Regions from separate parts of the Homo sapiens genome. Here region 2 is linked to region 1. The links are chromatin loops, found by intact Hi-C in ENCODE. Cell type or tissue: dorsolateral prefrontal cortex. All regions are shown on one strand. Each heading gives the region's core, and the rest is flanking DNA. Links, peaks and the distances in the headings are about the cores only.

What was found. A loop is a pair of places that touch in the nucleus more often than their neighbours do. Peaks named below come from ENCODE experiments on the same cell type or tissue, not always from the same donor. Only the 100,000 strongest peaks of a DNase experiment are listed, where the experiment ranks them.
Region 2: it touches region 1 in a loop (7-fold over the local background); 2 of 110 quality-filtered maps call a loop at or near these places.

Annotation. Positions count from the first base shown.
Region 1 is chr5:52,834,740-52,839,143 of GRCh38, reverse strand. The region is part of intron 1 of ITGA1 (integrin subunit alpha 1); the gene reads right to left. Among named protein-coding and RNA genes, the nearest start is that of PELO-AS1, 36 kb to the right of the region's middle. In dorsolateral prefrontal cortex, for the core only: no CTCF peak of the experiment used is centred there; a DNase peak (open chromatin) is centred at 1,903; H3K4me3 peaks cover 531 bases; H3K27ac peaks cover 1,846 bases.
Region 2 is chr5:52,912,932-52,917,335 of GRCh38, reverse strand. ITGA1 (integrin subunit alpha 1) reads right to left here. Exons shown (of 29, transcript NM_181501.2): 15 at 1,742-1,872. Among named protein-coding and RNA genes, the nearest start is that of ITGA2, 74 kb to the left of the region's middle. In dorsolateral prefrontal cortex, for the core only: CTCF peaks have their summits at 1,607 and 1,807; a DNase peak (open chromatin) is centred at 1,755; H3K4me3 peaks cover 422 bases; H3K27ac peaks cover 491 bases.

The DNA of each region.
Region 1 (4,404 bases), core at 235-4,234:
TTATGTTGTGACTTTGTTGTTGTTGTTGTAGTTGTTGTTTTTGTTTTGAGGCAGGGTCTCACTCAGTCACCCAGCCTAGGATGCAGTGGTGCAATCATGGCTCACTGCAGCCTCGGCCTCGCCAGCTCAAGTGATTCTTCCACCTCAGCCTCCCAAGTAGCTAAGACCAGAGGCACATGCCACCATGCCTGGTTAATTTTTGTATTTTTTGTATAGAAAAGTGCTCGTCACGTTGCCCAGACTGGTTTTGAACTCCTGGGCTCGAGTGATCCGCCTGCCTCGGCCTCCTGAAGTGCTGGGATTACAGGCGTGAGTCACCACACCTGACTCAATGTTGTGATTATTTAGACTGGAAAATAATTACTGGCATTTTAAGTTATCTACCACATTATTTCAAAAATGAAGCATGCCTAGACTTTTACAAATGTTTTAACTTGTATACAAGGTTTTCAAGACATAATCAAAACATAAAATGAGGCCTACCTATGTTTTATTTTGCTGTGGGACTTAAAGAGGTATTAGATTTAGTTTGACCTCTCTTTTTTTATTTGCCATATTTCTCAGAAACAGGAGGCAAAATATACGGATTCATAACATTTCTTTTGTGATGGAATTCAACTGACTAAATACTTTCTGGTTTAACACACAAGTGGTCAATCATTAACATTAATAAATTAAGGTCTTCATGAAGCTAACTAACAAAATGAAATACTGTGCACACTCTGACAGTGTACCTCAACCAAAACCAAAAACCTATTAAAAAAAATTGTCCATCCTAGAGTCACCTAGTAGCTTTAACTAGCAATTCCATATTCAGAGATGCCATTGTTGATTTTCCTATGGTATGTAATAGACTATTTTTCTCAATGTCTCAGTACTGCTTCTAATCATACACTGCCACTTAAACTAAAATGATTCTGTATAATTTCTCTCCCTTCCTTGCTTCTTCCCAGCTACTTATTATAGCAATTTTCCATTATATCATTCACTACCAAATATTTCCTTCATTCAGAAGTTTTTCGGTTCCTCTGCTCAACTAAAAACTTGTCCATTTTATGAAGAGAAAATAAGCCAAACGAATGTAACTTGTTATTCACCTGAAAACGCTTAGAAAAGAAATCAGAAAGTATTTTAAAGGGCATTAAAGTTTGTTTATAAGAAAATAAGAAAAGTCTCAGTAGCTTGGAATGTTGAAATATTTCAGAAGGCAAGGGTCACTAGAATGCTTATTTTTGTTTCAGAGGAAAGAGATAACTTTTTGATGCTTTCTTTTCTGTTTTGAGATAACTCTAAACTTTGTTTTCTTAGTTATAATTGCTGTTGCTAAGACCAGGATGATCTTTCAGCACTTAGAACATTAGTTGGGCAGTAACATCCTTCGATCCAAACTCTATTTCTATCTAGTAGCATCATCTTTTACATTCTTTCCATTAGTCTACAAGAGTATCTTGAAACTGAAGTAACTGCAGATGTTATAGTCAATATCCCCAAGAACCGGCAGCCAATATTTCCCTTAAATGGAAGCATTCTGATACTTAGAATCACAACACTAGTGACTAAGTATTTGTTATATATAAGGATCTTAAAATTCAGGGTAGAGGTTACATTTGCATGGGAGAAGGGGAGGAAAAAATAGGGTCTAAAAGGGAATAAAAACATGGCTTTAACTTTATATGTTTTTAGAGGGAAATGCTAACTTTCCACTTCTGACATTTCCTTCCATGGGGTGAGTGCCTCACCGGTTGTAATACTTCTCGGCTATTTCTCAACCTGCCCTTCCTTCACACTAATTGATTGGTGAGTCTGGAAGGAGACACTGTGTGGCCAGCCCCATCCTCTCTTTCTCATTTTCTTTTAGAACTGAGCCTGCCTACGTTAAGAAAATGCTTTGCTTTGTTCGTCCAGTGTCAGGCTCTCGGCTGGCGCTGGAGTGTAGACAGCCTCCTCTACGGTTCAGTAGTGGGAATTTAATTCATCAGCCATGCTGATTCATCAGTCTGATTCTTTGTCATTTCCCAATTGGTTCTGATCTCAAGTGAGGAAGAGGTTTGGTCTTTACTGGACTTTCTCAAAAATCCTAATAAAGTTTTATTTCTTATGAAAAATAAACAATTACAGAAAAATGTTTAGATTTTGCAAAGCTGGGTAGAGGGCACATTGCTATTTGATATATTATTCCTCATAATTTTCTCGTTTGCTTGAAGCATTTTATGATAAAAATGCCTTTAAATTTTCCTGTATAATTATCATTATACATTTGAAGACGTAGTAACAGGATACTTCTCTAAGATTTTCTAATTTTATCAAAATTGTCCCCTATTTTCTTAACTATTTCAACAATGAAATCACAGTGCCATTCTTGCTTCTTAGAGAAGCAAAAAATGCACAAAATAGAAGAGCTTGATTGAATGACCTTTATTATCTTTATACATGCTCTAAAATCTTAATACTTTCAGCCACATTGAGATCAAGGAATGGGCCAGGAGCAGCAGATCTGAGAAGGCACAAGTAGACAAAGGCAGAGATTTGCTAATTTCAGAGGTAGGCAAAATGAACAACCAAGTGGCGGAAATCTGGCCAAGGGTGATTTGTTATGGGAGCTGTCATCTCGCATTCATATTCTGGTGTACATGACTGAGATTCAACTTCCAAGGCGGGACCAAAAAAAGACAAAGATTTTGGAAATCAAATTGGCACTATATTATGATTAAAGTTCAATTTGCTTACACAAATGTACTGGCCAGAAAAGATACTGACTTGCTAGAATTTTCACTAGTTCCTCTTTCCATAATTTTGTCAGGACTTGTCCACAGTCCACTTTCTTATTTTATGTACTGGCTCTGTGCTATTTTGTCTGGATGGACCATTGCCTCTTCAGAGATGTGCAAATAATCCTCACCATGGAACTGAAATTTTCTGTAAGAAAGAGACACATGTGCTGCTCCAGGAACTCATAATTCCTTACTCTGGGAGAAATTTAATAAATACGGAAGTAAATTAAGTAACACTTACTGACTTTCTACTGGCCATTTCTAGTTCATGAAGATTAAGCATTCAGGGAAGATGCAAAATAAATAGGTCATCGCCCAATTTAGGATTGGTCAGCATGCAAGAGGTAGACTGAACATCTATTTCTAATGATATCAAGAAAATATAAAGATGGAAGAAAGAAATGCCAAGGTGTTTCTACAATTATCGGCAAAGTTCAACAGGATATAGAAAGATAAATGCAGATAAATAAGAATGTGCATTGGACAATTTTCCTTATGTATTGCAATTTTCGAAAGCTTTCTAACATCAATCATTTCTCACCATTCCATATATTCTTGCAACTCCTTGCTTTTAAGTTGTGATTTGAATCTTGAAAAGGGCAGAAATTAGAACAAACGAACCAATAACAACAACAAAAAGAACACCTTGTGACATCAATGGAATCTAATAACTAATTTCTTCAGAAGGGTTTCTTGTATCAAAATATATACACACACACATCTATAAATTCATCACCCAATAAATGCTGTCCCACTTTTTAAGCACCATTTTAGACCCATTAAAATGAGGGCTCATTTGACCTTTCCAATCTCATTACTACTCTGGCTCAGAATGTCAAGTAATGGCCACCCTTCAATATGCGCAGTTCCCTGAAACATCTTGTATTCTCAATCGAACTTCTGCTAAAGTTTTCCCCACTTCTGGAAATTCCTTTCTTCAATTCTTAGCCTGGTGAACTCTCCCCAACTCCCCCGTTGATAATCATTCTTCCTCTGTTTTTGCAGAACTTGTACACATTTATCCCATAGGATGTATCGCTTTATATTAAAGGTAACTGGTTTACATGTACTAGTCTCCTGTTAGACTGGGAATTCCTTAGAGTACTTAAAAATAAGAACTTATATTCTCATTCTCAACGCCTAGCACAGTTCTGGATATGATTAAGAAGGCTTATTAGCTCTTAATATCCGTTTTTTTCATTAGTAATAAAATCTTTACTTGGGGCAGCAGTGTACACAGCCAGAAGACAACAGGTAGATAGCATAGCTGTACGACTAAATACTGGCCCAAAAAAAGTAAGTGGAAGTATTGTATGGGATATCCCAGAAATCCCCTGTGCAGAACTGATTCAACTCAGAATGCCTTTTACGTCCTTCTACTTTCTCTTTTATCCTTCTTCTACCTTTCTTCTTTGTCCTTCTCTCAGTTATGAACTCTTGTATAATAGTTAGCGTTCACTCAATAGAGTGAATTGTGTCCCCTGAGATTCATATGTTGAAGCCCTAACCGCTAAAGTGACAGCATTTGGAAATAGGGCCTTTAGGGAAGTAATTAAGGTTAAATGAAATCACAACCACTGGGGCCCTAATCTGATAGGACCATTGTCCTTATAATAAAAGAAAGGGATACCAG
Region 2 (4,404 bases), core at 71-4,070, 78 kb before region 1:
AATGCTTTTAAACACTTATTGATAAAGACCTTCGAATGAGTTTTAGCCAGTTTACCCTTTCATCAGCAATGAATGAACATGCCTAGTTTCCTGCTTAGTAATATGGATTCTCCAGGCATGAAGCTGCCTCGACCATTGTCCACCCCACACATCCTCTCTGCCCCAGCCAGATCTTTCTTGGGAGTCAGTCCAGGTCTCATGACAAGACTCTCACTATTTGCTTCCAAACGTTTTTCCTATCATCTGTCACTTGTATCCACTCTCACTTCTTGTTAGGCATTGTGAATCTTAGTCTTCGTGTCCCAGTATATCGGTTTGGTCCATTCTGCTGTCAGTGGAGCCTGGACTATGATAGGGAAATGACTATCATTTTGGGCCATCAATGCCTTGATTTGGGGCAGGAGAGGCCATAAATAAGTTTGCAAAGCTTTGCAAGAAAGCCTTGAAACAAAACTGGAGCATAAAAACCCTGAAAACATATTTTTAATATGAGAATTAATACAATAAATATTTGTGAGCTAAAGGGAGCATAATAAACTAATTCAGGATTAACATTTCAAACAAAATTGAAGTATATCCATTGTCCCTGACACTGCTGACTTCTGGTTTTGAGCCTTGGCTTCTGGTGAGTCCTCCCCAAAGTCCCAGCCACTGTGCTGCCTAATATTCCCTTTTCTTAGGTATCACCCTTCAGTCTTCTTTCCCCTCTATTGTAAAGGTTTTTTTTTTAAATAGTGATTATTGTATGTGCACAATTTACTGTACCATTTTAATTTGACCATTAGTTCTTAAGCATTATCTTAAATTATAGCAAAGTCATCTATTTTCACCTCTCTATCTTCACCTTTCTTTTATACTTTATTACTCTTCTAGGTAGATTTTTGGGAAAAAGAGCATTGATGTATGTTTCCACCCGAATTACAGTAAACCAATGCATTAATTTAGGAGAATCAACATGCGGACTTCCCATAAAGTCACCTGGCATAAATAGATTTTATTTATGAAACCCTTCCTTTATATTTCTTAATGAAATTTATTATATATTTTTCAAAATTATCATGTGGATTTCTCATTAAGTTGATTCTTGACTTCCTAGTAATTTCTTTCAAACAGAACAGTTTTTGAAATAGGATATTTAGTTTTTGAGATAGGATATTTAGTAAGCAATAATTATTTTTGCCTACTAAATTATTATTTATTCATAATTAATAAAGCATTATGAATGTATGTATCTGAAAGAACTGGGCCAATTTGGGGATTTAGGCATTTTAAAGGCTGAGCGAAGATATTACTTAAGATGCCTCTAGGCTTGACCAACAATATAAACAGAGTCAGAGAGTGCTACGCGATTATCTGTTTCTATGTATCAGGTAAATGAATACAAAGTCGATTATCTCTAAAACCTTGTAAGCAACCAAATATTAGGGATATTTTCTTGTTTATATACATCCTCTATAAGATCTTCTCTTCCCCTATACCTCTCCTAAAACAGAATACCTATTTTAGTGTAAACCACATAATAGACACACCAAATTAAGAGTTCATTCTACTTGTTTCTTTCATATAGCTTCTTTGTTCTTAAGATGTATTGACTCTTCCAGCTCACTCAACTGAATAACTTGTATTTGCATAGTGGAACACAAAAGGAAATAGATATTTGGTATGACATGAGCTCCAATCACACTGGGAGCTCTGCAAGTGACCCAGTCTCAGATTAACAGGATGTTATTAAAATACATACCAGAAGAGGGCAGCACCACCAAGGCCCCCAATAGTCACATCTGTCAGACCGTCACCATTTAAATCCATTTCTCCGTGGATAGACTGGCCAAAAAATTTCAGTGTCTTACCATCCCCACCTGATGGAATACGCTGTGAGAATCCAAAAAAAAGAGTTTCATATGAGAAGAGTCTGTTCAAAACAGTTTCAAATAAATCTGAGAATTTAAATTGTTTAACAAAATAATCAGTTTTGTTAATTTGGGAATCCGCCCAAGAGGTCCCTCATGTGGAGATAAGAGGAAATACTCAGATGTTCCCAGAGGATATTGCTGTTTTTATAGTACAGACAAAATCATTACAAGGTCACTGACACCAGAGAGAGGGAAAAATTATATAGTGTCATTGTGTCTAATCCTCAAAGGAAACAGTATGAGTAATTGGTTCTGTGCTTTCTGCTTCCTAGCCAATCCCATCACACAGACATATCTAAAGGTACTGGAAATCTTGAAAACATATCATATCAGCAAAGGGGGGAGGGGAGTATAATATTGTCCTAGGGGTCAATTTGGAGTTCACTGAACTTTGTGGCTGGGTATAAATAACACATCCCATCAAATACATTTTCCAATATGTAATCTCTACTGTCTTTCAAAAATTGTCCTAAAAGTTGAGGGCACAAGAGACTCAATTCCACTCAGATGTATTCACAACGTTGAGATGGCACAAATGAGTATGTCTTGAAGACTGATCTGTGCACATTACCATACATAGTATGTTTGATATCTGTACTTCCTGACTTAGCATTGGTTCAAGCTTAAGCTAATGCTTTTAACAGAAGCCCATGGCAAGCAGTCAGGACTTACAAACCCTCCCTAAACTTCAAGTCTTCTGAGCCTCTTGTTTTCCACATAAATAACATAAAATAAGAAGCCTACTAAGGCAAACCAAATGGAAACATTTTTCATCCTTAAACAGGTGAGGCTCGTTTGAAAGTATTTCCCCCCCTTTTTTTTTTTGAGACGCTATCTCGGCTCACTGCAACCTTCACTTCCCAGGTTCAAGTGATTCTCCTGCCTCTGCCTCCCGAATAGCTGGGATTACAGGTGCGCGCCACCATGCCCGGCTAATTTTTTGTATTTTTAGTAGAGACGGGGTTTCACCATTGGCCAGGCTGGTCTCGAACTCCTGGCCTCATGATCCGCCTGCCTCGGCCTCCCAAAGTGCTGGGATTACAGGCATGAGCCACCGCACCCAGCAATCCTCCTCATTTTTTTAAGTGAAGAATTCAGGAGATATCTGACTCCTTGGTTCTATGGGCTTGATTGATTCTGGATTATCCCATACATAAGCAGCATCTCTGGTTCTCATGGAAATGAGTAAGCACATCTTCACCTATTCCTTGGAAAAACATTTTGCCAGTAATTAAACAAATCCAACTCTAATATTCTTTTTGTTGTTTTTGTTTAAAGTTGCATCTTGATTTACCACCATTTAGAAAACAAGTTGTTTATGACAAATCTATTTCATCTGACAATGATTTAGCTTTCCTTTTCTACTTCAAATGCTACCCCATTAAATTTACAGGATTGATGCTGAAGGAATAAAGTATTAGAATATAAGAAAGAACTCTCTTCCTGCATTTCCTAATTCCATCATGCCCCAGTCATTAATATTGCCTGTCTCTTGTTAAGTAAATAATGCCATAAAGATTTTCAACAGAAACAAATTATTTATCAAATGGATACAAGTGCTCTTATTGAAATAAGCCCTTTATTCTGTTCACTATTGTCATTATGGTTTTATGAAAAATCACTCATGTTTGCATTACATGAATAGATTTTGAGAGCTCTGTTGACTACAGAACCAAAGAGAACACTCAAATAGAAAATGAAATAATTAATATTCTAATTTCTTTTCAAATTATATAAGCTAGAAGGTAGTGAATTCTGTTTTATTTGTAAGTAGTTGTTCAATATCTAACCAACTATGATTACTTGAGAGCAGACAATTACATTCAAACTCCTTTAAATTCTTTTGTTTTTATAGTGTAGTGCATTAAGCACTTTTGTAACTTGTTATTTTTCTAATGAAGGAAAAAAAATACACTTATGGATTAGAGCTGTTAACTGACAACAAATTACAAACAGGAATAACAGAAGTTCCCTGCAGCTTAAACTTAATATTCAGATTTATTTTTTCTAAGGATTACTTGCGAGAAAATTATAAACCTTTAGAAATCGTAATTCACTTGACGAAAATATATCAACTTAATGGATAAATATAAATTTAATGCAATTTATTATAACAGCATGGACATTAAATATAAAATCAAGAATCTAATTTCCTTTATTGGTTAAGTCATACAATTATTTTTGCCTTATTCAGAAAGCAGTGCCCTCTATTTAGAACGGGACACACTAAATGTCCCATTCTAAATTTAACAGATGTTAAACAGCATTGTTACAAAGTATTCTTTTTTTTAACTGTTTCAAAAAGTCAAATCCTGGAGATATGGAAAATAACAACAGAAAGGAAACTAGATAAATGTATAAAATATAAAGTAATTACGGCCAGGCACGGTGGCTCACGCCTGTAATCCCAACACTTTGGGAGGCCGAGGTGGGCGGATCACGAAGTCAGGAGATCAAAACCATCCTGGCTAACACGGTGAAACCCCGTCTC